Linked DNA regions of Homo sapiens: region 2 is linked to region 1. Evidence: read pairs that join two places in POLR2A ChIA-PET (ENCODE). Cell type or tissue: B cell. All regions are shown on one strand. Each heading gives the region's core, and the rest is flanking DNA. Links, peaks and the distances in the headings are about the cores only. Region 1 holds the start of RAB26 (RAB26, member RAS oncogene family). Region 2 holds the start of FLYWCH1-AS1 (FLYWCH1 antisense RNA 1).

Evidence for each region. ChIA-PET counts read pairs that join two places held together with the same protein. Peaks named below come from ENCODE experiments on the same cell type or tissue, not always from the same donor. Only the 100,000 strongest peaks of a DNase experiment are listed, where the experiment ranks them.
Region 2: POLR2A ChIA-PET joins it to region 1 with 5 read pairs; 1 of 35 experiments calls an interaction of 5 or more read pairs at or near these places.

Annotation. Positions count from the first base shown.
Region 1 is chr16:2,141,644-2,156,099 of GRCh38, forward strand. RAB26 (RAB26, member RAS oncogene family) reads left to right here and starts at 6,982. Exons shown (of 9, transcript NM_014353.5): 1 at 6,982-7,335; 2 at 8,298-8,408; 3 at 9,926-9,967; 4 at 10,052-10,118; 5 at 10,213-10,265; 6 at 11,177-11,242; 7 at 11,346-11,402; 8 at 11,503-11,579; 9 at 11,676-12,522. The coding sequence starts at 7,141. The coding sequence ends at 11,778. It overlaps TRAF7 (TNF receptor associated factor 7), which reads left to right and starts at 14,139. Exons shown (of 21, transcript NM_032271.3): 1 at 14,139-14,215. It overlaps SNHG19 (small nucleolar RNA host gene 19), which reads right to left and starts at 13,715. Exons shown (of 2, transcript NR_132114.1): 1 at 13,500-13,715; 2 at 13,139-13,279. SNORD60 (small nucleolar RNA, C/D box 60) reads right to left here and starts at 13,462; the gene lies at 13,380-13,462. RefSeq lists enhancers at 1,478-2,229, 5,983-6,534, 6,535-7,084, 7,085-7,636, 7,637-8,188 and 5 more and silencers at 6,623-6,672, 6,683-6,952, 6,963-7,052, 7,143-7,312, 7,323-7,452 and 2 more. In B cell, for the core only: no CTCF peak of the experiment used is centred there; DNase peaks (open chromatin) are centred at 6,858 and 7,338; H3K4me3 peaks cover 1,521 bases.
Region 2 is chr16:2,945,402-2,959,857 of GRCh38, forward strand. It overlaps FLYWCH1-AS1 (FLYWCH1 antisense RNA 1), which reads right to left and starts at 10,756. Exons shown (of 4, transcript XR_007064947.1): 1 at 10,469-10,756; 2 at 8,791-9,125. FLYWCH1 (FLYWCH-type zinc finger 1) reads left to right here. Exons shown (of 10, transcript NM_001308068.2): 10 at 3,287-5,807. The coding sequence ends at 3,326. RefSeq lists enhancers at 9,905-10,826, 10,827-11,746, 13,833-13,922. In B cell, for the core only: no CTCF peak of the experiment used is centred there; a DNase peak (open chromatin) is centred at 8,494; H3K27me3 peaks cover 755 bases.

The DNA of each region.
Region 1 (14,456 bases), core at 5,458-7,957:
GCAGTCAAAGTTATACATGGAGAGAAACGGATAACTTCACTTGTTTTTATTAGTTAGCATGAAGAATCAAACCAATATATAAATTAAGTATTTATTTCAACATTCTAGAAAAACACCTGTAAAATAAACCCCCCAAAAAAGATGGAAGGAAATTAGAAAGTAAAGAGCAGAAATTAGTTACTTTAAAAGAAAGAGTAGGCTGGGCCTCAAAAAAAAAAAAAAAAAGAAAGAGTAGAATTGATGAATAAAATCGAGCTATTTAATAGATATAGTTGCTAAGATTTTTCTAGGAAAAACTTCTGGTAAGTGTGACTGAGAGAAAAGGAGAGAGAAAAAGAAAATATGGGACATTCAGATGAAGAATGAAGGTTTATTCACAGAGATGAAAAAAGTTAAAAATTATAAAAGAAAATTATGTGCAATTGTTTGCCTACATTTTTGAAATCTATATGGGATGCTTATATGTTACAAACTGTAAAAACCAATTCTAGAAAAAATTAAAACCCCAAATAGACCAATAACAAAAGAACACATTGAAAACGTATCAAAAGCCATGTCAGGAAAAGACACTTAATCCAGATCTTTTTGTGGACAAGTTCTATCAAATGTGGAAGAATCAGATAATTGTGATTTAATTTAGACTCTTACAAAACAAGGCTGGGCGCGGTGGCTGACGCCTGTAATCCCAACATCTTGGGAGGCTAAGGCGGGAGGATCCCTTGAGCCCAGGAGTTCAAGACCAGCCTGGACAATAGTGAGTCCCCCATCTCTATAAAAAAAACTAAAAAATTGCTGGGAGACTGAAGTGGGAAGATTGCTTGAACCCAAGAGTTCAAGGCTACAGTGAGTCGGAACCGCACCACTGCACTTCAGTCTGGGTAACAGAGTGAGACCCTATCTCAAAAAAAAAAAAAAAAAAAAAAGGGCAGGGTGCGGTGGCTCACGCCTGTAATCCCAGCACTTTGGGAAGCCGAGGCAGGTGAATCACGAGGTCAGAAGATCCAGACCATCCTGGCTAACACGGTGAAACCCTGTCTCAACTAAAATACAAAAACAAAAATTAGCCGGGTGTGGTGCCGGGCACCTGTAGTCCCAGCTACTCGGGAGGCTGAGGCAGGAGAATGGTGTGAACCCGGGAGGTGGAACTTGCAGTGAGCCGAGATCGCACCATTGTACTCCAGCCTGGGCGAGAGCCAGACTCCGTCTCAAAAAAAAAAAAAAAAAAAAAAAACAATTAGCCAGGCGTGGTGGTGGGCACCTGTAATCCCAGCACTTTGGGAGGCCGAGGCGGGTGGATCACCTGAGGTTAGGAGTTCAAGACCAGCCTGGCCAACATGGTGAAACCCTGTCTCTACTAAAATACAAAAATTAGCCGGGCGTGGTGGTGGACACTTGTAATCCCAGCTACTCGGAAGGCTGAGGCAGGAGAATTGCCTGAACCTGGGAGGCAGAGGTTGTAGTGAGCCGAGATCGAGATGGCGCCATTGCACTCCAGCCTGAGTGACACAGCAAGACTCCATCTCAAAAAAAAAAAGAGAGAAACGTTGCAAGGAAAGCACTTGGTGCAGTCCGGGGTAGTCAGTGATTGTTACGGTTACGCAGGGGTCTGTTTTGTTCATCGACAGGGATCCCTGCACCTGCCGTGAGGCCATGTGTGTCACTCTGAGGCTGCCGGGAGAGCCTGCAGCCAGGAGCCCTGATGCTGCCTCCTCCAATGGCTAAGCGGACACCCTCACTCAGCTCAGGCGCAGGAAGCCAGCACTGCTGAGAGCAGGCAACTGGCTCCGTAGGAGTGAGGATACTGCTCTGACAGCCACAGAGGCGCACATGACTCCCCCGTTAGCTCATCTTCTGTGTGGCAGATCACCTCTGCTGCCTTCCCGTCTGGGAGCACCTGAGTCACTGTGGTCACGTCTGCAGGCAACAGACAAAGGGTCCCCATTCGGGCAGGGATGGACACCTGTTTGTCCCGACCCACCCGGTAGGGCCTCAGGGCCACCATGGTGAGCAGGCTGAAGGGGGGTGACCTCTCAGGAGGACACCAGACTGCTGCACACCTGGACACCGGAGAGAGCTTACCTGTGATGTCACCCACGTGCTGGGGTGACTCAGTGCTCCTCTCTCGGGTGGAAGTTGCGTTCAGTGCTGCCGCAGTTCCTCCAACGTCTCCATGGCAACGTTCACACGGATTTCATAGAACATAAGGTGTTTGAGCTGGAAGGGACCTCAGAGATCGGCTCCTCCTGCCCCCTCATTTCATGGAGAGGGGAGCAGGCCCAGACAGGGAATGCCACGTGCCCAGGGGCACATAGCAAGCCGGGGACCCCGCGGAGGGCACAGACCGCTGAGCTCCAGAGGAGGGTCTTGGGAGGTGCCCTGGGGGCACAGGCCGTGGCGGCTTTGCCACTCCCTGGCTTGCTAAGAGCCCCTTGAAGTCCAACCCAGCTCTCTGCTGCTCAGCCACAGAGCTCTCGCTCGAGTGCCTGGCGGGAACAGGAGTAGGCAGGACAGGGCCCTGTCCTCAGGAGGCTCCCAGGCTGCTACAGCGGCCATGCAGCCGCTGGGGAAGGGCTGGAGAGCATCCAGGGAGCCAGAAGTGGGGCAGGAGGAGCCAGGGCAGGCTCCCTTGAGGGTGGGGCTCCAGGCAGAGTCTGGAAGCCTGAGGAGGCCTCACTCGTGCCTGCGCCCCCTCTCCTGGCACACAAGGGCCAGCCCGAGGGCCCCACTCTGGGGGCAGAGTGTAGGGAAGAGGCTGGAAAATGGGGGCCAGAAAGAGACTGTCCTGATCCATGGCTCCCAGGGGTCGTTTTGGCTGGGGGCTCACAGCACACATCCTTCCAGACACCCAGGACGGTCAGAAGGAACTGGCAGGAGTTAGAGGGCACGGTGTAAGGATGCCAGGGGGCCGGGCCGTCAGAAGGTAACAGGAGCGAAAGTCCCAGAGCAAGGCCCCAAGGAGACCCAGGGCGCTCTCTCCGCTCGAGGACAGGAACCCGTGGAGACCTTCCCCTCCCTGGAAGAGCCAGCTCTGCACCAGAAGGGTGGGGGGCTGTAGCACCCCTCCCAGGGGAACACGGACCTCACTCTCCGCCCCCAGCTCCCAGGGCCCATCTCAAACTCGGACCCTGTCTCAGGGACCTGCCCTGGCCCACAGGACTCCTCTCTTCTCCAGGTCTGAAGATGCCAAGAATCCGGACATCCCAAGGCCTCCCTGCTGAACTTTCCCACCATGCCGGCCCCCGCCTTGCCCTCGCCGGCCCCCGCCTTGCCCTCGCCGGCCCCCGCCTTGCCCTCGCTGGCTGCCTGTTCTAGTTTTTCTAGTTTTATTTGTTGTTGTTGTTGTTGTTTTTTGAGATGGAGTCTTGTTCCGTCGCCCAGGCTGGAGTGTGGTGGTGCGATCTCCGCTCACTGCAAGTTCCACCTCCCGGGTTCACGCCATTCTGCTGCCGCAGCCTCCCGAGTAGCTGGGACTACAGGCGCCCGCCACCACACCCGGCTAATTTTTTGTATTTTTAGTAGAGACAGGGTTTCACTGTGTTAGCCAGGATGGTCTTGATCTCCTGACCTCGTGGTCTGCCTGCCTCGGCCTCCCAAAGTGCTGCTGGGATTACAGGCGTGAGCCACCGCGCCCGGCCTTTTTTTTTTTTTTTTTTGTGGAGACCAAGTTTCGCTCTTGTCGCCCAGGCTGGAGTACGATGGCGCGATCTCGGCTCACCACAACCTCCGCCTCCTGGGTTCAAGCGATTCTCCTGCCTCAGCCTCCTGAGTAGCTGGGACTACAGGCGCCCGCCACCACACCTGGCTAATTTTGTATTTTTAGTAGAGACGGGGTTTCTCCATGTTGGCCAGGCTGGTCTCGAACTCCCGATCTCAGGTGATCCGCCCGCCCCGGCCTCCCAAAGTGCTGGGGTTTAATCCATCTTTAACCCACTGCAGCATCCCACTGGTCTCTGCCCATGGGCATGGACTCTGACCCTCCCCTCCCTGCCTCCAGGCCTACAGCTTCTTTCCTGAAGGTCCTCTCTGTTCCTATTATCCCTCCCCTGGGTGACTGCAACCCCCATCAATCTCATCTCCAGGCCTACAGGCTCCACCATCCATCCCCTCCTGCCAGTCCCCAATATTCCTGTAGCACAGCGTCCTCTGTTGTTCTGCTCAAAAGCCACGCACAGCTCTCTACTTCCCGCTGTACAATTTCCAAGCTCCTAGGAATAACACTCAGGTTTCCCTTCCCAGCTGACCCCATCCTACCTTACCAGCTTGATTACCTCCCGTTTCCTCCAAGGAACTGGGCCACACTTTGGCCACCTCGGCACAAAGTGCCCATCTCCTAGCACTCTCAGCCTATGCATATTGACTCCCTCCACCTGGGGACTGTCTTTCTCTCTCGTGTCGGACTCTAGCTCAATCCTCAAAGCCCAGTGCAAACCCTCCCTCCCCCAGAAGCCTTGCCCTCACTACTGATCACACTTGCCTTAAATCTTTGTTAGCAAGGACATGTCCTCCTGAAGTGAGGCCTGTGTTTCTAAGTCACATTTCTTTCTCTTTTCTTTTCTTTCTTTTTTTTTTCCCCAGAGTCTCGCTCTGTCACCCAGGCTGGAATGCAACAGCACAATCTCAGCTCACTGCAACCTCCTCCTCCTGGGGTCAAGCGATTCTCCTGCCTCAGCCTCCCGAGTAGCTGGGATTACAGGCGTATGCCACCAGGCCCAGCTAATTTTTGTATTTTTAGTAGAGACGGGGTTTCACCATGTTGGCCAGGCTGGTCTCAAACTCCTGGCCTCAAGTGATCTGCCTGCTCAGCCTCCCAAAGTGCTGGGATTACAGGCGTGAGCCACCACACCTCTTTCACCAATTTAATAACTGCTTATGGAGGCCCAGAGCTGGCTGCTGGGGACAGCAGTTGACCAAGACAAGCTGCTTCCTGTGCCCGGAGAGCTTACACTCCAGAGGGTGAAACAGATGGCAAACACAGCAACCAAGAGACATAATGATCAAAGATTCCGAGGCCTGCTGGAAGCCAAGAGAGGGGTCTGTGATGCAGGCACCCAGAGCTCCCCATTTTCAAGAGAAACCAGAGACTTGGATTTTTATGTAAACTCTCCTAATTTTAAAGGTTGCCAGCGCAAGCCCGTTTCCTCTGCTCTCTCAAGGCTCCCCTCCCCGCCTGGCCTCCCACTTTCTCCAGCGCGCCTGCCTCCTTCTCTTCCTGGGGGCCCCATCCGCACTCCTCCCCCTGCAGGATGCCCTACTTGCACCCAACTCCTCCTGCTGCCCGCGCCCTGGGGGTACCTGAGCAGCAGCTGGCAGGACGGGGTCCACTGGACTGGGAGTCCACTGCCCAGGACCCTGGGGCCAGTGCACAGCAGCTGCTGAGGCCCCCAGCTCAGACCCTGGGCCAGCCATCCTGAAAGAGGCCTTGTAGCGCGGGTGGACACCTGGAGTCCCCAGGGCTGCAGCTGCAGAAGCTAAATGCCTCTACCCAGGCCCAGTGCACACACACTGGGGGTTGGTCTGGAAGAGCTGGGGGGCCAGAGGAGTGAGACAAGGAAGGGTTCTGAGAGGGCTTCCGGGTTTGACCCCCAGCTCTGCCAGGTTCCTGGGGATTAAGTCTACAGGGATTTCTGCCATGGGACGGTTTATGTTCTCTGGAGCTGGAGATCACAGGAACAAATCCTAGCTCTGCCCTTCCTAGCCTGCTGACCTTGCACAGGCTCCTTGCCTTTCTGGGCCTCGGTTTCCCCATCTGGACACTGAGGGCAGTACCCACCTTGCAGGATAACTTTGAAGAGGTCGTGTGCCTGGCACACAACAGTGCTTGCTGTAGGGCAGGCTTCCACGGCCTCTGCCAGGCCCTCTCGAGGAATCACTCTGCTGGGCAGTGCCCCCCATCTGTGTTTTCTCAGGCCTCTGACCCGAGAGGCAGCCAATTGTTTGGACTCTGGGCACTGCCAGCTGGGAGGGCTCAGGTCTCTGAAGGGCCCAAGGTCCTGGTGACAGCTGTCAGGTCTCCGGGGACAGCTGGGTCATCTCTCCAGCTCCCAAAGAAACACCAAGAAGCCCCTGCATGCCAAGGACACCACCCCTCTGGACCACTGTGCCCCAGCTCTGACCACTGCAGTCCCATCTTCTCTGTGAGAGGGGGTGACAGAGCTCCAGTGCAGCCCAGGTTGGGGAGGTGGGTCTGCCAGGGACCAGCTTAGGATTTGGAGAATCGGCCCTGGCCACCTGAAGGTCCGAACCTGGAGGAGAAGGACAAGGGGCCAGCCACACAGCCTGGGCAGGGGCCTCTGCTTTCCACCTTTCAGACCCTGAGGGCAGAGTCCCGTGGGAGGGGACCCTCAGGGGGCCGGGGGCTGGCTGCCACAGCGACTTCCTCCTTCCCGCAGATCCCCAGGCGTGCACAGCAGGCAGAAGCTGTGGGGGAGATCGCAGCGCCCGCTGTGTCCTCCCGGTGACCAGCTGTCACCTGAGCCCAGGGCGCCTGCCCCAGCAGCCTGGTGTGTTTGCCAAGCCAGGGCTGGAGCTTCCTGGACCCGCCTACCCTGGAGGGGATGGAGCAGTGAAGGGCACCGGGCCAAGCGCTAGGCATCTGGGGCTAAGGAGACAGAAGCCCGCGGTGCCCGTCCATGCGGGCCCTCTGCCCCAGCACCCACATCTCAGGACACCCCTTCCTCCCAGGTCTGGCGGTCCAGTTTGGGGGTCACCGAGCTGGGGTGGTGTGCAGCCAGCAGAGGGGATTCAGGATCCCGGGGTGACTCCTGGCCCAGGCCTGTCACCCCACAGCTGGCTCCTGGCCCCAAGGCAGCCACGGGCAGGGGTCGTGATCGGGGGCGGGACGGGGCCCGGACCTCCTGACCGCCCCCCACCCCCCGCCGAGCGGGGGTGTATTTGCATGTCCCCGCCCCACGCACGGCATTGGCGGCGGCGGCGGGAGGCCGGGCCTGAGTGGCTGCGCGCCCGTGGAGCGGCGGGGGCGGGGCGCGAGCCGGGCGCCCGGGATGATGCCGCCGCCGCCGCCGCCGCCGCCGCCGCCGCCAGGGGAAGGGTTCGGGTCCGGGTCGGGCTCGGCGGGCGCGGGGTGCGGGACGGCCCAGGGCACGGCGGCTGCAGCGGGAGCACACTGAGCGCCCGCCCGCCATGTCCAGGAAGAAGACCCCCAAGAGCAAAGGGGCCAGCACCCCCGCTGCCTCCACGCTGCCCACCGCCAACGGGGCCCGACCGGCGCGCTCCGGGACTGCGCTTTCCGGCCCCGACGCGCCGCCCAACGGGCCCTTGCAGCCCGGCCGGCCCTCGCTTGGCGGCGGTGTCGACTTCTACGACGTCGCCTTCAAGGTGAGCCAGGCACCCGCCCCCCAGGCCAGCGCAGCAGGTGGCGCCCGGCCTGAGCCAAGGGTTGGGGGTCGGACAGGGGGTGCAGGGCCCGCGGCCCCAGGGCGCGGAGCCGACGCGGGAGGAACCCCGTGGGGCTTGCACGGTGCATCGTGCACACACAGCTGTCCATCCCAGGTCTGGGGTATCCAACAGCTGGCAGGGCCTGTCCCCCACCCCCCAGGCGGCATGGTGGCACAAGGGGTCCCGCGCCCCAGTGCCCTGGCCCCCGCCCGGGGTCTCACCATTTCCCGTATGCTGCCCTCCCTCAACCCAGCGGCTGTGGGCCTTTTTTTTTTTTTTTTTTTTTTGCTGGGGGGAAGAGGTTTGCCAGATGGATGGGGAACCCTGGGACTCCAGACCAAGGCAGAGGCTGTGTGGACTTGGCAGGGGGCTGGGAGGACCATTTTGGGTTTGGTAGCACAGGTTTCGGGGAGAAGGCCTGACTGCTGCCCACTTGCACCTCCCCCCAACCTCAGACTTGGCCCAGGTCCCTCTTCAGATCGAGATCTGATCCTAATGGGGCAAATTCCTCGAGCCTTGCTGGGGTCATGTCCCTACTGGGATGTGGAGAAGCCCCCGGCAGAGGCCTCCCCAAGTCTCTTAGGAGGTACCCAGCTGCCACCCCACCTGCTCCCCTCCCAGATGCTGTCCACCGTGTGGGGGTATGGACGTTAGGGAGGGTCCGGGATGCAGGTGGCTGCCCTCACTCCCCGCTGACTGAGACGGCCACTGTGCAGAAGGACAGAGCAGCCCCAGCCTTTCAGAGGCATACGCTGGGTGTCCAGCCCATCGGGGTCCCTGGCCCCGCTGAGCCTGCAGGCCTGGGCTGCCTCCCTCCACTCCTGCTCCTCACCTGCAGCCCCCTTCTGACCAGGCCAGCTCAGGGCAGACCAGACTCCCCCCAACCCTCCTGCTTGTCCTAGGTCATGCTGGTGGGGGACTCGGGTGTGGGGAAGACCTGTCTGCTGGTGCGATTCAAGGATGGTGCTTTCCTGGCGGGGACCTTCATCTCCACCGTAGGCATTGACTTCCGGGTGAGTGGAGGCCCTGGCCTGGCCCCACATCAGAGTCCCGCCGGTACCCGAGCAGCAAGTTCTCTCTGATCCCCATGGTACCAACAGGCTCGAGGCCTGGACCCCAGAAGCTGCCTGCCTCGACCTTCCAACACCTGGGCTGGTGGCTGCACCCGACAAGCATAGTTAGTTGCCCTATGCCAGGGGCTGGCATTACCGAGGGACCATATCCTGTGCCTTGGGGGAGGCGGACACTGTTGCCTACAGGGTGGTGGGTCAGAGGAAGTCAAGGGCCACGTCCACTTGGGGCCAGCAGTGCTGCCTCGGTACAGAGGCCTTACTGGGCCCTAGAAGCACATGCTCCCTGCAGAGCCTGAGCGAGGGTTTCCAGGGCTTGCCTAGGGGAGAGGACCCTGCTCTTGGGTGAGGAGCGCCCACCCCCACCCCCACCAGCTGGAATTCCTCGTGCTGAGGTGCCGGCTTGTCCTCAGCAAATCTTAAATTTGCATTTTTCTCACCCTTTAATTAGAGCCAGTTAGAGGGAGGATGGAGGAAGGGCTGTTCCAGGGACAGGAAAAGGGGCTCCCTCCAGTCTGGGGGTTCCAAGTCCCCTCAAGTCCTCTGGGATGGAGTGACGACTGAAGTGCCCGAGGGGGGCAGGCCAGTCCTGTCTGGTCCCCACTTCCCCACCTCCCTCTTGGCTCTCGGGCAGGTGGTAAGAGGTGAGGCCATTTGGTTCGCACTCTCGTTCAGGGTGCCAGGGAAGGCGGTGTCCTCCCCAGCCCAGCAGATGGCCCTGCCTGGTTCCCGGGAGACCCAGAAGCACTCTGACAGCAGGAGCTCAGGCTGAAGGAGGTGGCACAGGTTCCAGCTGCCCAGGGCCTCAGACTGCGGCTGAAGCCCCCCGCCCCCACCCCAACAGATGGGACTGGGGCTAGACCACTCCCTGCCTTACGTCTAATCGTTAACTGGGAGGGCCCGGCTGGGGACGCTGCCAGGCAGTTCTGGGATCTGCGGTTACTGCCTTGGGTCAGACAGGCCCAGGCCCAGCCCTGACAATCCCAGCAAGGAGTGGCTTTAATTTTTTATTCTTTTGAAGCAGGGTCTCACTCTGTCGCCCTGGCTGGAGTGCAGTGGTGATCATGGTGGACTGCAACCTCCAACTTCTGGGTTCAAGCCATCCTGAGTCTTTCAAATTAGCAAAAAGAGCTACTGGGAAGGCTGAGGCGTTGCAGCTCGTTAGTTACTGCACCCATTTGCAGATGAGGAAACCGAGGCAGTGTCAGTAAGAGGCCTGGTGGGGTCATGAGTTCAAATAAGTCAGCGTAAGAGGCTCTAAGCAGGAATAGTGCAGAGGCTGCCGGGAGAGGCCTGCACTTGCAGGTGTGGGTGAGGTCAAATTGGCTTAAGGGAAGCCTGCAGGGGCTGGGCTGGACCTGGGAGCTGGGAGGTCTCAGGGGACAGGAAGGCAGTGAAGCTAGTGGGACCAGAGGCTGGGCTGGGCCCATGCCAGAGCTGCCTGGTTCTGTCTGTTTCAGAACAAAGTTCTGGACGTGGATGGTGTGAAGGTGAAGCTGCAGGTAAGGTGACTGGCAGAGGACAAGTTGGGGGACAGGGGACACCAGGGAAGGGCTGGACAGCCTGACCAGTGCCTGTCGCTGCAGATGTGGGACACAGCTGGTCAGGAGCGGTTCCGCAGTGTTACCCATGCCTACTACCGGGATGCTCATGGTGAGCCCCTGGGTACCTGGGCTGGTTGGGGCGGGGGTCTGAGCACCTGAGGGTGCAGGTGATGGTGGATGTCCTCACTGCCCTCTGTCCCCAGCTCTGCTGCTGCTCTACGATGTCACCAACAAGGCCTCCTTTGACAACATCCAGGTCAGTGGCTTTCCTGGTGGGGTGAAAGGGCCCTGATAGGGCCTGACCCATCCCAACCTCCTTCTGGTAGATGGCATCAGGGTTCCAAAGGACCCCGCTGAGAGAGGGGAGGGGGAAATGACAGCCTTCTGGGCTGGAGGTGGCCCAAGTGGACCTGAGTGCCATTCCAGCTCCCTCAGCAGGAGGCTTTGTGTAAGGGACCTGTAAGGTGGGCTTCTGTATGTGGTACACGGGGGGTTATCACTTCTAAAGACAGGTATCCTGGCCAGGCATGGCGGCTCACCTGAGGTCAGGAGTTCGAGACCAGCCTGGCCAACATGAGGAAACCCCATCTCTACTAAAAATACAAAAATTAGCCGGGCGTTTTGGCACACACCTGTAATCCCAGCTACTCAGGAGACTGAGGTTGCAGTGAGCCAAGACTGTGCTACGGCACTCCAGCCTGGACAACAGAGCAAAACTGTCTCAAAAAAATAAAATGGGCTGGGCATGGTGGCTCACACCTGTAATCCCACCACCTTGGGAGGCTGAGGTGGGCGGATCACGAGGTCAGGAGTTGGAGACCAGCCTGATCAACATGGTGAAACCCCGTCTCTACTAAAGATACAAAAAATTAGCTGGGCGTGGTGGTGCGTAACTGTAATCCCAGTCACTTGGGAGGCTGAACCCTCCCAAGGTTCTCTGAACCCCAGGAGAATAGCTTGAACCCAGGAGATGGAGACTGCAGTGAGTCGAGATGGAGCCATTGCACTCCAGCCTGGGAAACAGGGCGAGACTCTTGTCTCAAAAAAAAAAAAAAAAAAAAAAAGATAAAGACAGGTGCCCTCTACAGTGTGACCTGGAGGGCCAAAGTTCTGGGGCATGGGGCAAGCCATGCAGGGAGCCCCAGCCTGGTCTGCTGCCTCCCACAGGCCTGGCTGACCGAGATCCACGAGTACGCCCAGCACGACGTGGCGCTCATGCTGCTGGGGAACAAGGTGGGAGGCCCGGCTGTCCTCACCTGGGCCACAGGGCAGGGCAGGTGAGGGGGCAGGGGCCAACCATGGGCCAGCTTTCACCAAGACCCTGTGCCTGGGCCAGGTGGACTCTGCCCATGAGCGTGTGGTGAAGAGGGAGGACGGGGAGAAGCTGGCCAAGGTGAGTCAGGGCAGGGGGGTGGTGAGGGGGTGCCCCTGGAGGCTGCGAGCCTAGGCTGTCCCCGCCAGGCCACCACCTGGCTGGCAGCAGCTGTTTACAGGAGTATGGACTGCCCTTCATGGAGACCAGCGCCAAGACGGGCCTCAACGTGGACTTGGCCTTCACAGCCATAGCAAAGTAAGTCCTGCCAGTCACCAGGACTCCCCCAGCCCAGGGCCTGAATCCTCATTAGAGTCCAGGCCATCGTGTCCCCTTGTCACCCCCACTCCGCAGGGAGTTGAAGCAGCGCTCCATGAAGGCTCCCAGCGAGCCGCGCTTCCGGCTGCATGATTACGTTAAGAGGGAGGGTCGAGGGGCCTCCTGCTGCCGCCCTTGAACCTGGCTGAGCTCAGTCCTCTGGAGGAAGCCGTCCAGTCCCTAGAAGGCTGGACAGAGGGTCTCCAGGCCCTTCTGACTTTGTTGCCCAGTGGCCAACGCCCGAGTGTCTGTTTTCAGGAGCCCCAGGTCAAGCCTTGTCCCTTCCTCCTCCCAGCAACAGTCCCAACAAGCAGGCTTCTGAGAGCCCGTGGCCGCACACTGGCCGCCACGGAAAAGCAGTCTTCTGCACGGGACGGGGAGCGGCAAGTGGACAGACTTTGCCACGGTGCTCTGCTGCCCCCTCCTGGGCACGTCCAGGTGAGGGAGGGCTGGGGCTGGCACCACGCACAGTGCCTAACCCTAGAAAAGCCATGTCTTCAGCCGCACATGCTCAGGCAGCTAAGGGAGGACGCCTGCCCACGCCTGGGACAGAAGGCTTCACTGCTAATCACATCGTGCATCTGTGTGTCCTGGGAGCTGCCTGCTCCCGGCCCACCCTCTAGGAGGCTCTGGCTCAAACAGCAATAGGGTCTTCCTCACTGACCTTGGAGGATGCCTGTGGCCTTGTGATAAAATGTGGGAAATCACAGAAAACACCAGAAACAACAACTGCCAGCCCGGCCTGGCCACAGGTGAGGTCTGTGATTTCCGAGCACGCTCCACCTTGCACTCAACTTGGCCTTTTGATTGCACAAGCCTTTGTTTTCAGTCCTAGTGAATAAAGTTGTGTTTTCTGGAGCGTCTGTCTCATCTGTTGAAAAAAATCCACTTCTAGAGCAGGATGCTGGAGTTTGAGAGACTCAGCAAGGCCCAGAACCCTCAGCAGGTGTGTGGCTACCATTCCTCCATGGCCCATGGCTGCCTCCCTAAGGAGGCACATGGGAACCCTAGGTGGTGTCAACTTCCCTCCACAAATCTCAAAAGCCTTTTTGGACTCACCCTGGGGCAAAAGGCATGAAAAACAGTATTTGACTGGGCGTGGTGGCTCACACCTGTGATCCCAGCACTTTGGGAGGCTGAGGTGGGCAGATCACCTGAGGTCAGGAGTTTGAGACCAGCCTAACACGGAGAAACCCCGTCTCTACTAAAAATACAAAATTAGCCGGGCGTGGTGGTGGGCGCCTGTAATTCCAGCCATTTGGGAGGCTCAGGCAGGAAAATCGCTTGAGGTGGAGGTTGTGCCATCGCACTCCCGCCTGGGAAACGAGCAAAACTCCGTCTCAAAAAAAAAAAAAAAAAATCACGGGCAGAAATGGAGAAGGCAATCCCAAGAGATGAAAAGTCACTGGTAACGAGCTTCCGTTTTCATGTCTGTACCCTTTTCCAAGATTGCCTGTGGATCAGCCAGACCTCTGGGGTGCCAGAATAGGAAAATAAAGACACTTGAGAGAAAACCGAATCAACTCACTACCTTTCTTTATTGCTAAGCACTTCAATAGACACAGCGCCCACCTTACCGCTAGGCCCTCCGGATTGAGGTTTACTTAGGTTCAAAACTTGCAGCCGGCTCGCGACGAAACCTGAAAGTCAGCGCCAAAATACAGACATTAAGTCCCCACTCCTTCGTTTCGGGCAACACCTGTTTCCACTCTCAGCTCCCCGTCAGGAGTGCGCACCCTCAAGCCTCAGTCTTGCTAAATAATCAGACTGCACGTGCAGTTTTCATACGAGGTGTCAGAAGTCAAAGCAATTCATCACAGACTGGGAGAATAAGGGAACCCAAGCCCGGCCCAGTCTTACCTGCAGGTAGCTGAGGGCCTGAGATTCGGGAAGAAACCTTTAAACGCTAAGGGACAAAGTGGTGCGTAGGCCAGGCCTGGACGCCCAGGGACCTGGCCGGCCTGCAGCGTTCGGACGGCCCTCAAAGCCACGCTCGTGGCTCAGTTCGTCCCAAGATCGTAGCACATGGCGAACGTATTAACAAACCTCTTCCCCCTCGGACTCGACCCCGAAAAGACAGGGGCGGGCGAGGCTCAAGCTTTTATAGAAACTGTCCCACCTCTGTCATTGGGCTATCCTGGCGGAAGTGCCCGCCTTCCCCCGCCGCTGGTACGCTCCGCTCCCTGCCGCGTTGTTTCCACCAATCGTACCGTGGCATTTCTTTTGGAGACGGTCTCTCAGACCCAGACCCGAAGCTCCTCCCTTATGCAGAGTCCGTGAAGCCTAACGGTGAGTGACGGATGAACAAAGCCAATCAGACTTCGATCTGCAACATAGAGTGATTCTGAAGCTGCCATTCCCGCCCCGCGACGACGAGGCCGCCGGAAGTCGTAGTTTCGGAAGTGCGGCGCGTGAGGCAGCCGTCCGGGCCCGGAGAGGCGGGGAACTACACGTCCCGGCGGGCGCAGCGGCCTGGCGCTTCCGGCTCGCGCGTCTAGTCCCTTTCCCGGCCGGCGGCCGAGGGGGCATCATGAAGCGGGCTGGCGGCGCTGCCGCTCCCGGGCGGCCGCGGGCGGGTGAGTGTCCCCGCGGCGCGCCCGACCCGGGGCTCGCGCCTCGGGACCGCGCGGTGGGGCGGGATCGGGCGCGTGGAGATCGAGGCGAGGCGAGGCGAGGCGAGGGGTCGGGCCGGGGCGGGGAGGGGGGGGCGGGGCTGAGACGGTCGGGGTCGGGGTCAGGGTCGGGGTCCGCGTCGCTGTCCGTCCGCCAGTCAGTAGTCCGTCCCTCGCTCCGTCCTGTTCTCGCGCAGTTCTTTAC
Region 2 (14,456 bases), core at 7,298-9,797, 810 kb after region 1:
CTTGAACCAGGGAGTTGGAGGTTGCAGTGAGCCGACATTCATGCCACTGCATTCCAGCCTGGTGGCAGAGCGAGACTCCATCTCAAAAAAAAAAAAAAAAAAAAATTAGCCAGGCATGGTGGCACACACCTGTAATCCCAGCTACTTGGGAAGCTGAGGCTGCAGTGCACTGAGATCGTGGCAGTGCACCGAGATCGTGCCACTGCTCTCCAGCCTGGAAGACTACATCTCAAAAAAAAAAAAAAAAATACTGTCTCAAAAAATTAAAGTCCAACTTAAAAATTTTAAAATCCTTAAAAATAAAAGCTTATAGAGGCCGGGTGCGGTGGCTCATGCCTGTAATCCCAGCACTTTGGGAGGCCAAGGTGGGCAGATCATGAGATCAGGAGATCAAGACCATCCTGGCTAACATGGTGAAATCCCATCTCTACTAAAAATACAAAAAATTAGCCGAGCGTGGTGGCAGGTGCCTGTAGTCCCAGTTACTCGGGAGGCTGAGGCAGGAGAATGGCGTGAACCCGGGAGGCAGAGCTTGCAGTGAGCCGAGATTGCGACACTGCACTCCAGCCTGGGCAACAGAGCGAGACTCCATGTCAAAAAATAAATAAATAAAAGCTTGTAGAATGAGGTTCTAAAGAAAATATTTTTGTACAGCTGTACAATGTATTTGTGTTTTAAACTGAGTGTAATTAAAAAAAGCAAAAAGTTTAAACATCAAGTTACAGTAAGCTTAGGTTAATTTATTACTGAAGAAAGTGTTTAAAAATGAGTGTAGCCTGAGTGTTGAGTGTTGTATACTAAGTGTGCAGGACATACACTAATGCTTTAGGCCTCCACGTTCACTCACCCACCCACAGCAACTTCCCACCCTGCAAGCTCCATTCATAATTCATGCCCTGTATAGGTGGGCTGTACTTTTTTTTTTTTTTTTTTTTTTTGAGATGGAGTCTCGTTCTGTCCCCCAGGCTGGACTGCAGTGGTGAGATCTCGGCTCACTGCAACCTCCGCCTCCCAGGTTCAAGCGATTCTCCTCCCTCAGCCCCCTGAGTAGCTCGGATTACAGGCGTGTGTCACCACACCTGGCTAATTTTTTGTATTTTTAGTAGAGATGGGGTTTCACCATGTTGGCCAGGCTGGTCTCGTACTCTTGACCTCAGGTGATCCACCTGCCTCAGCCTCCCAAAGTGCTGGGATTATAGGAGTGAGCCACTGTGCCTGGCCCAGAATTCTTACAACAATGAAAAGACAACCCAATTAACAAATGGCCAAAGGACCTGAATATATAGTTTCCCACAGAAGATTTGATTTCTGCCATGAATTCAAAGATATACAAATGGCCGATAGGGATAGATTCTCAACTTCATCAGTCTCAGGGAAATGCAAATCAAGACCACTGTGACAGACCACTTCACACCCACTGGGATGGCTATTTAAAAAGACAGCTAACAAGTGTTGGTGACGACATGGAGAAACTGGAACCCTCATACTCTCTTGGCGACGATGCAAAATGGCCCAGCCACTTTGGAAAACACTCTGGGAGTTCTTAATGTTCAACATAGAGGTACCCTATGACCCAGCAATTCCACTCCTAGGTATGTACCCAGGAGAACTGAAAACACATGTCCACACAGAAGTATACACAAATGTTCATATCAACATTATTCCTAATAGGCAAAAATTGAAAGCCCAAAATGTCCATCAATGAATGAAATACAGTCTATTTATACGATGAAATATTGTCCATAAAAAGGAACGAAGTACTGACGCATGCTACAATGAGGATGCACCTTGAAAACACCATCTTAAAGAAGCCAGTCACAAAGCACACAGAGTGTATGTAATTCTGTTCTTACGAAATGCCCAGAATAGGCACATTTAGAGAGACAGAAAGATTAGTGGCTGCCTGGGGCAAGGGAAGCTGAGGAGTGACACTAAGGATTTGGGGTTTCTTTTGGTGGGAGGTGAAATGTTCTAAATGTGATTGCAGTGATGGTTGTACAACTCTGAATTGTACACTTAACGGATTTTATGGGATGTGAATTATAGCTCAGTAGAGCTCTTAAAAAGCAAAAATCCCAGCCAGGTACAGTGGCTCACGCCAGTCATGCCAGCACTTTGGGAGGCTGAGGAAGGTGGATCACCTGAGTTCAGGAGTTTGAGACCAGCCTGGCCAACATGGTGAAACCCCATCTCTACTAAAAATACAAAAAATTAGCTGGGCGTGGTGGCACGCACCTATAATCCCAGCTACTCATGAGGCTGAGGCAGGAGAATCGCTTGAACCTGGGAGGTAGAGGTTGCAGTGAGCAGAGATTGCGCCATTGCACTCCAGCTTGGGCAACAAGAGCAAAACTCTTATCTCAAAAAAAAAAAAAAAAAAATCCCTTACAGTACTAAAACAGAACCTGATCACATGAGTTCAGGAGTTCGAGACCAGCTTGAGCAACACAGGGAGAACCCCATCTCTACAAAAAAAAATTTTTTTTTTAATTAGCCAGATGTGGTGGTGTGCACCTGTGGTCCCAGCTACTTGGGAGGCTGAGGTGGGAGGATCACTGGAGCCCAGGAGGTGGAGGCTGCAGTGAGCTCTGATGGCACCACTGCACTCCAGCCTGGGTGACAGAGTGACACCATATCTCAAAAAAGAAAATTAATTAAAGGAGAACTTTGTGTTTCTTGATGAAGAACCTTGAGGCTTGGGTGTGATGGCCTGTGGCTTCTAGGGCACGAATTGAAACTTTTTGGAAGTGTTGGGTGGTTCTCCCCCAAACATGCTGGTGTGGGAAGCAGGGAATTCCCCAGGTGTGTGTCACGAAGCAACCTCATGTTGTAAAGGAATTGATACGGATGGATGGATGTGTGTGTAAAAATGATCAGCCAGGTGAGGTGGCTCATGCCTGTAATCCCAGCACTTTGGTAGGCGGAGGTGGGTGGATCACCTGAGGTCAGGAGATCGAGACCATCCTGGCCAACATGGTGAAACCCCGTCTCTAATAAAATACAAAAAAAAAATTAGCTGAGCATGATGGCATGCACCTGTAGTCCCAGCTACTCAGGAGGCTGAGGTGGGAGAATCACTTGAACCCAGGAGGCGGGGGGTGCAGTGAGCCGAGATCGCACCACTGCACTCCAGCCTGGGTGACAGAGCAAGATTCCGTCTCAAAAATAAATGTTCTAGACTGTGGCATCCCCAGGAAAAAGGATTCCAGGAATCCTGAACTTTCTGTGTTATCTATTTCCACCATGTTTTGATGTGTGCAATGAACATGTGTCTCTTTGTAATTAGGGACATCAAAGACGTCAGACTGGATGGCGAGTCCCAGTGAGGCGATGTGGGCAGAGGAGCTCCGAGCCGCCCACCCAAGGTGGCTTCACATCCACACAGGCACTTCCCATCCACCTAGGTTTGGCTTAGCAGAAACTTCTTTTCATTCTTCCAAAGCATCGATGGTCTTCGCGTCTCCTCAGGAGGTCTCCCAGGAGGAATTCTTGGATGGTGTCCTCATGTCGGCGGAGAACAGTGCTCAGAGCTGGCGCTTGCAGACGCAGCTGTCGTGGGGCAGGGCGGTGGCGCCTTCCTGACCTTTGGAAGACATGACAAAGCTGCCTGGACACGGACGCCCCTGCTGTACGGCCACAGCACCCCTGGGTTTGCAGAGCACGCAGCCTTCCTAGGGCTTTCCACCTGGCGAGGCCCCGCTCTGCTCAGCACGGTGCAAAGTGAATGCTGCTGTCTTGGAGCCTGGGCACGTTTGGGGAAGTTCCTGCTTCAAACTGAGCTGCCCCGCATAGGCCAGGTCAACCCACACCAATCTCTTCTGGACAGGTGCTGGGTAGGCCTTCCTGGTCTCTGGCCGCCTGCTGCCAGGGTGTGGCCATCCCCAGCAACCGGAGCTGGCCAAACCAGAGGCCTCGCTCCGCACTCCACACTTTCCTTTCTGTGCTCCTTCCAAGTTAAATTAAACCCCCTCTCCACGATTCCCACGGCAGGCGTCATTCCCGAGATGGGAGCCAGTCCAGGGGTCAGCAGGAGCCAGCGCTGGGCACACGTGCCCTGGCTGAGGCCAGCGGCATCCTGGGTGGCCCAGGTCCATCCTGGGCAGCAAAGGCGTGTCCCCTTCTGTCAGACAGCTTCACAGAGTGTGGCTTCACCAGTCAGAGGGAGCAGTCCGGAGAGGCAAGATGACCCCACCGGGACTGCAGAGCCTCCTCCTTACTAACAAGGACCTGTCCGCAGCCGCGAGGTCCTTCACTCCCACCCTGTAATTGTGGGGGGAGTGCCAGCAACAGGCCTGTCCCCTGGCAAGTTGGCCACGGAACCCACCATGCACTGCAAGGCTGTGACAGCCTGGGCACCCCTGCTTCTCCTCTGCTTGTACGGTTCCCCCAATAAATCCTATTTTCCATCTCACCGTGTGGAGCTGGTACTTGTTCACATCCCTCTTGCAGCAACAGTTGGCCGCCGTGAAACCACACTCCGTCACATCTCCATGCCAGTGCCCAGGGGGAGACCCCTCCCCATGCCTGGGCTGTTACAGTCACCTGGCCCAGACGTAACCTGGACCAAGAGTGGACGGAGACACCTGGGGTTGGGGCCTCTGGAAGGGCTGCTGGGGGGCCAGCTGCAGCCTGTGGCCTCTCCCAGGCCCGGATATGGCAGGACATTTGCGTCGTGTTGCTGGAAGAGGCAGGATGCTCTGTTCTCGCCATTAGCCTGCGTTACGCCTAGACTCATCTGCATAAGCCTGGGCAAGTGGCACCCCTGGGCCAAGGGCAGACTTGCCCACCCGTCCATCCTTTGCCTATGGCAGAGGACACACAACACAGTGGCTGCGCTTTGGGCACTGTTCTCGGCCCTGAAGCATCCTGCCCCGAGGCTGACCTAACTGCCCCCAGCTGGACTCATGGCCAAGGCTACAGACCCAGTACTCCAATCCCGACTCCCACTGTGTGGTCCAAATGTGTACGCCCACAGGAGGCAGCCATGCCCGAGGAAGGTACTTGCTGAAAGATGGTCCAGTTCATGCCGCCACCAGCTGGACCTCTGATCAGGCCCCCTGCAGAAGGGGAAGCTCTCCACATGCCCAAGATACGAGAGAAACGCCCGGGTCACAGCAGCCTGAGTCACTGCAGCCTCTGCTACCTGCCAAGCCTGCGCCCTCCACCTGTGGGCTCCTTGCCTCTGTGATGGGGCCTCCACGGCCAGCATCTTCCCGCCATGGTCACATGATGCCATGCCCTGCTCTGGGCACCCCTAAGCGGGTATGAGGCGAATCAGAGGAAGAATATCGGCTTCTCTTCCCTTTTGGATATTTGCGTCATTGACCGGGACTGGCCCACTCTTCCTCTGCCTCACGCCTGCTTTGACCTTAGAAGACAGACGGCAGCTCGCGTTGCTGGGCTGAGATTCTCCAATGGACGTGAATTTAGATGATGCTGTTGCCTTGGGTGGCTTCATGGCCACCAACCCGCACCCTGGTGGCCACTCAGCCATGACAAGGGCCTGACAGCCACTAAGTGAGCTTCAGAGCCTTCCCCTTGCAAAGTTCCAGGGCCACCAGATGTCGCCTGCCCAGTCACTGTCACAGAGTTAAAGCGTGCGGGTGAACGCTGGCCGCGGAGCGTGCAGCCCGGCAGCAGCTCAGCGGGGCAGCTCCTGCTTCCAGCCCTGCCTCTGCTGGTGCTTCGCCCACAAACCCTGCTGTATGACATTTGCACCACATGGTGTGTGTCCGTGCCCTTTGACATGACAGTGCCAACAACATCTCATGAAATTTAAAATAAATCCCCAAGGCATCAGAAACGTATCAACTAAGAACTCTAAGTTTGAAAATGGGGGTGGGGCAGTGGCCAGTTCCGGGAGCCCCTGGCCCCCCGGGACCTGACCCACAGTCATAAGGTGGGCCCCATTCCCCAGTGGTCCCAGCCTAGCCTCCTGTCCCACCTCCTCTGCCAAGACAGAGTGGCACAGGACCCCTGTCGCTCAGGCCAGCAGGTGTGTCTCTGAGCTGGCCGTGGGCACTGACCGCCCTCCCAGGTCCCCTCCAGTGCCAGCTCTTCTGGCTTCCCCTCCCAGCCCCCTTCGTGAGCGCCTTGATCCAGCCCAACCTTGGAGTGGGGGTTGGTGATTTGGGGGCTGGACCTCAGCCCTCTTCTGCTCTGCCACTTTTGGGGTTCACGGTTTGTCAGCCCTCCCTTCTGCAAATGAGACCTGGACGTCATGTCCAGCTGCCTCCTGGGCCCTGCCCGGCATCTCCCATAAGCACCATGCAGCACAGGTGGCAGAGGGGATTGTCCTCCATCCTCTTGTCTGAGGGAGGAGACCACAAATGAGTGAGACAGTCATCCTCGCTGCCCTGCCTGTCCTGTGTCCCATCAGTCATCAGGGCCTGCCACCTGCCTTTGTCTTTTATTTATTTATTTATTTTTTAAGATGGAGTCTCGCTGTGTCGCCCAGGCTGGAACGCGATGGCGTGATCTCAGCTCACTGCAACCTCCACCTCCCTGGTTCAAGCGATTCACCTGCCTCAGCCTCCCGAGTAGCTGGGACTACAGGCGCACGCCACCATGTCCAGCTAATTTTTGTATTCTTAGTAGAGACCGGGTTTCACTGTGTCGGCCAGGATGGTCTTGATCTATTGACCTCGTAATCCACCCGCCTTGGCCTCCCAAAGTGCTGGGATAACAGGTGTGAGCCATAGAGCCCGGACCATCAATGGCTTTTAGTAAGTTCCTAGGGTTGTGCATCCATCACAACTATCTCATTCCAGAACATTATCATCACCCTGAAAGGCAGCCGCTTCCCCATTAGCATTTCCTCTCCTCTGCCTGTTTTCCTTTATTTTTTTTAGTTTTATTTTTTTTGAGGCAGTCTCACTCTGCTGCCCAAGTTGGAGTTGAGTGGTGTGATCGTGGCTCACTGCAACCTCCACTTCCTGGGTTCAAGCAATTATCTTGCCTCAGCCTACCGAATAGCTGGGATTACAGGTGTGTACTACCACACCCAGCTAATTTTTTAACTTTTAGTAGACGAAGGGTTTCAAAATCTTGGTCAGGCTAGTCTTCAACTCCTGGGCTCAAGCAAACTGCCCCCCTCAACCTCCCAAAGTGCTGGGATGACAGGTGTGAGCCACCATGCCCGGCCCCTCTGTCTGTCTCCTTCCCTCGTGTGCTAAGGAGCTGATGGGGCCCCTTTCTCTAGAGTGTAATGCTGAGAGGATCTGGAGAATCCGGGGAAGGCACTAGGACAGCAAAGGAGACCCTTTCCTGGGTCCCCGTATTCATAAACATTCCCATCCCTCAGCCCCTCACTCACGCAGGGCACTGCCACTGGCAGGTGTGGCCACATCAGTCTCCAAGCCTGTCATCCCTCAGCCCCTCACACATGCAGGGCACGCCCACTGGCAGGTGTGACCACAGCAGTCTCCAAGCCTGTCATCCCTCAGCCCGGCACTCACGCAGGGCACAGCCACTGGCAGGCGTGCACAGCAGTCTCCAAGCCTGTCTCCCGCCTGCATTGTCCCTCTGCCAAACCCGGCCCCATCACAGCTCAGCGAGAACAGGATGAGCTCAGCGCACACGCCAGCTCACACACCTGCCCAGGCACACTTTCCCCGGCCTCCTTTTTGAAACAGTCTCACTCTGTCACCCAGGCTGGAGTGCAGTGATGCCACCTTGGCTCACTGCAGCCTTTAACTCCTGAGCTCAAGCAATCCTCCCACCTCAGCTTCCCAAATAGCTGGGACCACAGGTGTGCACCAGCACACCCAGCTAGTTTTTTAATTTTTTTTTTTTTTTTTTTTGAAGCAGAGTTTCACTCTTGCTGCCCAGGCTAGAGTGTGGTGGTGTGATCTCGGCTCACTGCAACCTCCACCTCCCAGGTTCAAGCGATTCTCCTGCCTCAGCCTTCCAAGTAGATGGGATTACAGGCATGTGCCGCCACCACCCCCGGCTAATTTTGTAGTTTTTTTTTTTTTTTTTTTTTTTTTTTTTTTTATAGAGACAGGGTTTCACCATGTTGGTCAGGCTGGTCTCGAACTCCTGACCTCAGGTGATCCGCCCGCCTCGACCTCACAAAGTGCTGGGATAACAGGTATGAGCCATGGCCTAATTTTTTAATTTTTTGTGGAGACAGAGTATGTTGCCCTGGCTGGTTTCAAACTCCTGAGCTCAAAAGATCCACCGCCTCAGCCTCCCAAAATGGTGGGATTACAGGTGTGAGCCACCGCTCCTGGCTCTAAAAGTGGAAATCGAAGCGCATAACACCTGCCCCAGGTGTACTCGCCCTGTTTTTCCCATCAGGTGCGACTACCTGGTTCAAGGACCAGAAGCCAGACGTACCCAAGGGGGTTCTCAGGAGACAGAGGGTATGAGAGTCCCTGGCCTCAGGCTGCTAGCACCAGCCACGGTTGCCTCCAGATACCCGTTCCACCGGCCCTCCAGCCACCTGCTCTGCTTCCCGGCCTGCGTGGCCAACAGAACACATCCGGCTGCCGAGGAAGGAGGCCAATCACCCCCTTCCCCATACTGAAGCCCCAGAGGAATGGGCCCAGCTGGAGGCACTTAACCGTAGCCGGGGCCATTTTGTGCACAGGGCCTACCAGGCCCCCACTGACGAGGAGGGTGTTGGACCTGAGCGGGCTATCACTGCAGCCTTTGGGGGTCCACAACCTGCCTAATGAGCCTCGCCCCTCACCACCCCCCATCCTGCCAGCCCCTCTGCGCTCCAGCACACAATTGCTGCAGAACAAATCACTAGTAATTTATCATCTCGAAACAACACCCACTTACCTCATGGCTTCTGTGTGGCAGGAGTCCGGGGAGGGGACTGCTGAACCTCTGCTCAGGGTCTCACAGGCTGCACTCAAGGTGTCAGCCAGGGCTGGGATCTCAACCGAGGCGCGAGGTCCCCTCCTGAGCGCATGTCGTTGTGTGCATAATCTTTCTCGCAGCTGTGGAGCCGATGGCCATATGCTTCTTTGGCATCAGGAGGGGGCGGCTCTGTGGCTTCCAGCCTCTTAAAGGGTGCACCTGAGCTAGCCAGGCTCGGCCAGATCAACCTCCCTTCTGATGAACGCCAAGTCACCTGATTAGAAACCCCGGTCACACCTGCAGAAATCCCGCCACTGCAACACCACGGGAGAAGTAGAAAGAAAAAAAGTAAAAAGTCCTTCCACCGGTGCCACACAGAACAATCACAGGAGAGGTGGCCCATACTCCAGGGAGGGGGTCATGGAGCACAGAGACACCGAGGGGGGATCCTGGGGCCACCTCAGAATCCCGCCGGCCACAGCTCCCAGCCCACCCCTCACTAATCACCAAACTCCCTCCCTGACCTGGGAGGCGGTGTTGGGGGCCCTCCTGTGGAAGTGCCTTGGCTCGGAGGGACCCCACTGGGCTGTGCCCTGCCAGCCATGTGGTTCCAGACAAGTCCCTGTGGGCCCCACCCTCCCCCGTACTGCCCAGTCTAAGGCAGGAAGCCTCGGGGGCTGTGTGGGGTGCCCAAATGGCCCTTCCTGGGGTCCTGAGAAGAGGCCTGCCTGGACCTCACAGATCTGCTGGGGAGGCGGGGGTCGTGGGAAGGCCCCGGGGGGCAGGCCAGGGACCAAGCCGTGTCCCCCGTGAGGCCCGAGGACAGCATGGGATGCCAGGACCCAGAGGCCCCCACCTGCTCGGTGCTGCCCAGCCCTCTCCTCACCTGTTCCGGCCCCCACCAGCCCCTGGCTTGCCTCCGAGGTGCCCATCCACCCCTGCGGGGGGGTGGGGGTGCCGCGCAGCAGGGAGGAGCGGCCTCTACTGTCTCCCTCGGTGTCTCCCGGAAAGATCCCAAGCCCCAGGCCGGGGAGGGGCCGCTTCTGCCCAGTCCCTCCCTCCTCCACGCCTGACACCTGTGGGGCCAGTGCAGGAGCCCCACCTGTGTCTACACCGCCCTCCCCTCCTGGATTCCCTGTCACTCCGGCAACAGGAACAGTTGTTCTGAGCACTTGTCATGTTCGAGGCAAATACTCCTCCTTTCTGTGAAGCAATGTGGGGTGGGGGTCCTCCTTCTATCCAAAGCTGAGGGCCCTTCTAGTGCCCGTCAAGCCCTCGAGGTGGGGATGGCGGGGTAGGCAGCTAGGAGGGACTAGGCCCCCCTGAGGGGGGCTTCCAGTCACCCCTCATTCAGACTGAGTGGAGACCAGCTGCGGCCTTCCTGGGGACAGGACACCCCCAGCCCTGCCAGCGAGTGAGCCCTCACCGGGCCTGCAGGCCTGAGGCAGGGGGAGCCGGGGAGCGGGGTGAGCCGCTGAAAGTCCGGGGGGTGGGCACTGCTTTTTAGACAGCAGCAGGTCAAAGTCAGGAGGGTGAGGGTGGCCAGGACTCTGAGGGCAATGAGGGTCCCCGGGACATGCGAAGCCCCGCATCTGCCATGGTGCTGGGGGAGGGGCCCGTGGAGGAGGGGGTGGGCGGGGTCGAGCAGGTGGCTCACCTCCTTGTTCCGCCTTCCAGGAACCAGGTCATGGTCGTCCTCACTTGCTGGGAAGGGCGGGACTGGCTCTGCTCGCCCCCACACCAGCCCCCAGACCAGCTAAGGCTCTTGGTCTCTCACCTTCCAGGGGTCCCGTGCCCCCCCACCCTACTCAGGCCATGCACCACTGACCGGGCCTGGCCCTACCTGTGGACAGCCTCCCTCCCCAGGGTGCAGGAAGGGGCCTCTCTCCATGGAAAGTGAAGCCTCAACCTGAGCAGGAGGAACAGGAAGAAAGGGCTTGGCTCACCCGCCCCCAGCCCCTGGAGCTGCCCGTGTGGGCCCCTTCCTGCCCCTGTGCAACAACACAGTGAGCTGTTCGGACAGACAGGCAGACAGACAGACAGACAGACTCCTGCATTCAGAAAGAGCCCCAGCCCAGCCAGGGCAGGGCAGCTTCCAGCAACTCTTGCAGACATTTTGGAGGCCAAGGCCGCTAGCGCCCCAGCAGCCATTCCGAGCCGACTGGCCTGGGGCCCAAATGAAGCCAGCCAGCCCTGGGCACTCCCGGGCCCTGCCAGCCTTGGGGTCCTCATCTGAGAAGGGCGGGTCCTGCAGGCCAAGCCACTGGGGTGACAGCCAGTCATCCAGCATCCCCATGGGAAAACCCCTTCAAATCCACCCAGGAGCTCAAGGGCTGAGTTGAACTCTGAGTTTCCAAATCAGGGCCCCTCCCTGGCTCTGCCCACGCTGGTGACCAGAGCATCTAGGACAAGCCGGCAGCAAGTGACCCCATCCCACCGAAATAAGCCTGGCTTTGGTCATCTCGCCCCCTGCTGTGTCCCACTGTCACCCATTCCTCAGGTGGTGGGGGAGGCGCAGAGGAACCAGGCAGCTAAGGAGGCAATGGCGGGCGGGGCAGACAGCAGGCTGGAGGGGTAGAGATCAAGGAATGCTTCTCAGAGGAGGCAGCTCTGAGCTCCGCAGCACAAATTTATTAAGTGAAGATGTAGGGAGAAGCACATCAGGCTGAGGGAACCGCAGTACAGCAGCCCAGAGCGGAGAAAGGACCGGACCTGGAAAACCAGGAGGAGATCATGCTGGGGTGTGGGGAATGTGGTGGGGGTGAGGTCACGGAGGGAGGCATGAGCCAGCCCAGGCAGCACCTTGAAGTGTTCTGAGAGCTTCCAGAGCATTCTTTTTTTTTTTTGCCCCTGCTCCCTCACCCAGCCTGGAGTGCAGTGGCGCGATCTTGGCTCACTGAAACCTCCGCCTCCCAGGGTCAAGGGATTCTTTTGCCTCAGCCTCTTAAGTAGATGGGATTACAGGCGTGTGTCACCACGTCTAGCTAATTTTCGCATTTTTAGTAGAGATGGTGTTTCACCATGTTGGCCAGGCTGGTCTCGAACTCCTGACCTCAAGTGATCCACCCACCTCGGCCTCCCAAAGTGCTGGGGTTACAGGCGTGAGCACCTGAGCCTGGCCAGTTTCCAGAGGATTCTTATCGGACCAGAGACACAATCTGATTTAATGTTTAATGACTCTCCAGTCATGTATCTGATAGTTCAGTGTTTAATTACCAGAGAAAAGACTGGTTGCTGGCAAGGATGGCAAAGGGTGAGTGTGAGGAGTTAGACGTCAATCGGGTGAGCAGTTGTCCAGGCAAGAGCAGGAGGTTCCAGCCAGGGTGTAAAAGAGACCAGAGATTGTTAAGAGATGTTACACGTTAAGTTGTGTCCTCTAAAATTTACATGTTGAGGCCAGGTGCAGTGGCTCACGCCTGTAATGCCAGCACTTTGGGAGGCCAAGGCAAGTGGATGACTTGAGGTTGGGAGTTCGAGACCAGCCTGGCCAACATGGCGAAACCCCGTCTCTACTAAAAATACAAAAACTAGCCGGATGTGGTGGCGGGTACCTGTGATCCCACCTTCTCGGGAGGCTGAGGCAGGAGAATCACTTGAACCCAGGAGGCGGAGGTTGTAGTGAGCCCAGATGGCACCATTGCCCTTCAGCCCGGGTGACAGAGCGAGAATCTGTCTCAAAAATATATATATACGTAAAAATAAATAAATAAAATTCACATGTGGAGGCCAGGCGTGGTGGCTCACGCCTGTAATCCCAGCACTTTGGGAGGCTGAGGCAGGCGGATCGCTTGAGCCCAGCAGTTCAAGACCAGCCTGGGCAACATAGCGAAACCCCATTTAAAATAAAAAAATAGGGGCCGGGCACAGTGGCTCAAGCCTGTAATCCCAGCACTTTGGGAGGACGAGGTGGGTGGATCACAAGGTCAGGAGTTTGAGACCAGCCTGCCCAACATAGTGAAACACCATCTCTACTAAAACTACAAAAAATTAGCTGGGCGTGGTGGTAGATGCCTGTGATCCCAGAAACTTTGGAGGCTGAGGCACGATAACCGCTTGAACCCGGGAGGCGGAGGTTGCAGTGAGCCCAGATCACACCACTGCGCTCCAGCCTGGGCCATAGTGCAAGACTCCGTCTCAAAAATAAATTAATTAATTGAATAAAATAAAAAAATAAGGCCAGGCGTGGTGGCTCATGCCTGTAATCCCAGAACTCTGGGAGGCTGAGGTGGGTGGATCACCTGAGGTCAGGAGTTCGAGACCGGCCTGGCCAATATGGTAAAACCCTATCTCTACTAAAAATACAGAAAAGTAGCCGGGCGTGGTGGTAGACGCCTGTAATTCCAGCTACTCAGGAGACTGAGGCAGGAGAATCTCTTGAACCCAAGAGGTAGAGGTTGCAGTGAGCGAAGATCACGCCATTGCACTCCAGACTGGCCAACAAGAGCGAAATTCCGTCTCAAAAATAAATAAATAAGCTGGCCGGGCGCGGTGGCTCACACCTGTAATCCCAGCACTTTGGGAGGCCGAGGCAGGTGGATCACAAGGTCAGGAGTTCAAGACCAGCCTGGCCAAGATGGTGAAACCCTGTCCCTACTAAATATACAAAAATTAGCCGGGTGTGGTGGCACATGTCTGTAATCCCAGCTACTCGGGAGGCTGAGGCTGAGGCAGAGAAGTGTTTGAACCTGGGAGGCGGAGGTCGCAGTGAGCCGAGATCATGCCACTGCATTCCAGCCTGGGCGACAGAGCGATTCTACATCTCAAAAAAAAAAAAAAAAAAAATTAGCTGAATGTGGCAGCACGCCCCTGTGGTCCTGGCTACTTGGAAGGCTGAGGTGAGAGAATTGCTTGAGGCCAGGAGACTGAGGCTGCAGTGAGCCATGATCACACCACTGCATTCCAGCCTGGGCGACAGAGCAAGACCCTATCTCAAAATAAAAAAAAAAGAAAAGAAATAAAAGGTGACAGGGCAGGGGTGGAATTTGGACACAGAGCTGCACACATGAAGAACACCGTGTGAAGATGAAGGCAGTGAGAGTGAGGCTTCCACAACCAAGGAAGGCAACACAGAAGAAAAGAGTGGGATGGGCAAGGGAGGAGGGACTGGGCCAGGTGCCGTACCCGGCAAGCCCGCGGTCTTGGTGACTTAACCCACAGATGTTTGTTTTTCAGTCATTCAGAGATTTGTGCCGAGACTTCCGGTTGGCAGGCACCTTCCACCAGGTCACTCGGGGATCCAGCTCCCTCCACCCTCCCCAAGGTATCCCCTCCGCTCAGTTGGTGAATGGAGAAGAGAGAAGCTGAGGCTGTGGCAGGCCAGACCTGGCAGGGACTTTCCAGGGATCCTGTGAAAGTGTTCTAGCCCGATATGGTGTGGCTCACACCTGTCATCCTAGCACTTTGGGAGGCCAAGGTGGTGGATCACTCGAGCTCAGGAGTTCCAGACCATCCTGGGCAACATCGGTAGACTCTGTCTCTATTTATTTGTTTGTTTATTTTTATTTTTGTTTTTTTGACATGGAGTTTCAGTCGTCACCCAGGGTAGAATGCAATGGTGCCATCTCGGCTCACTGCAACCTCTGCCTGCCGGGTTCAAAAGATTCTCCTGCCTCAGCCTCCCGAGTAGCTGGGATTACAGGCATGCA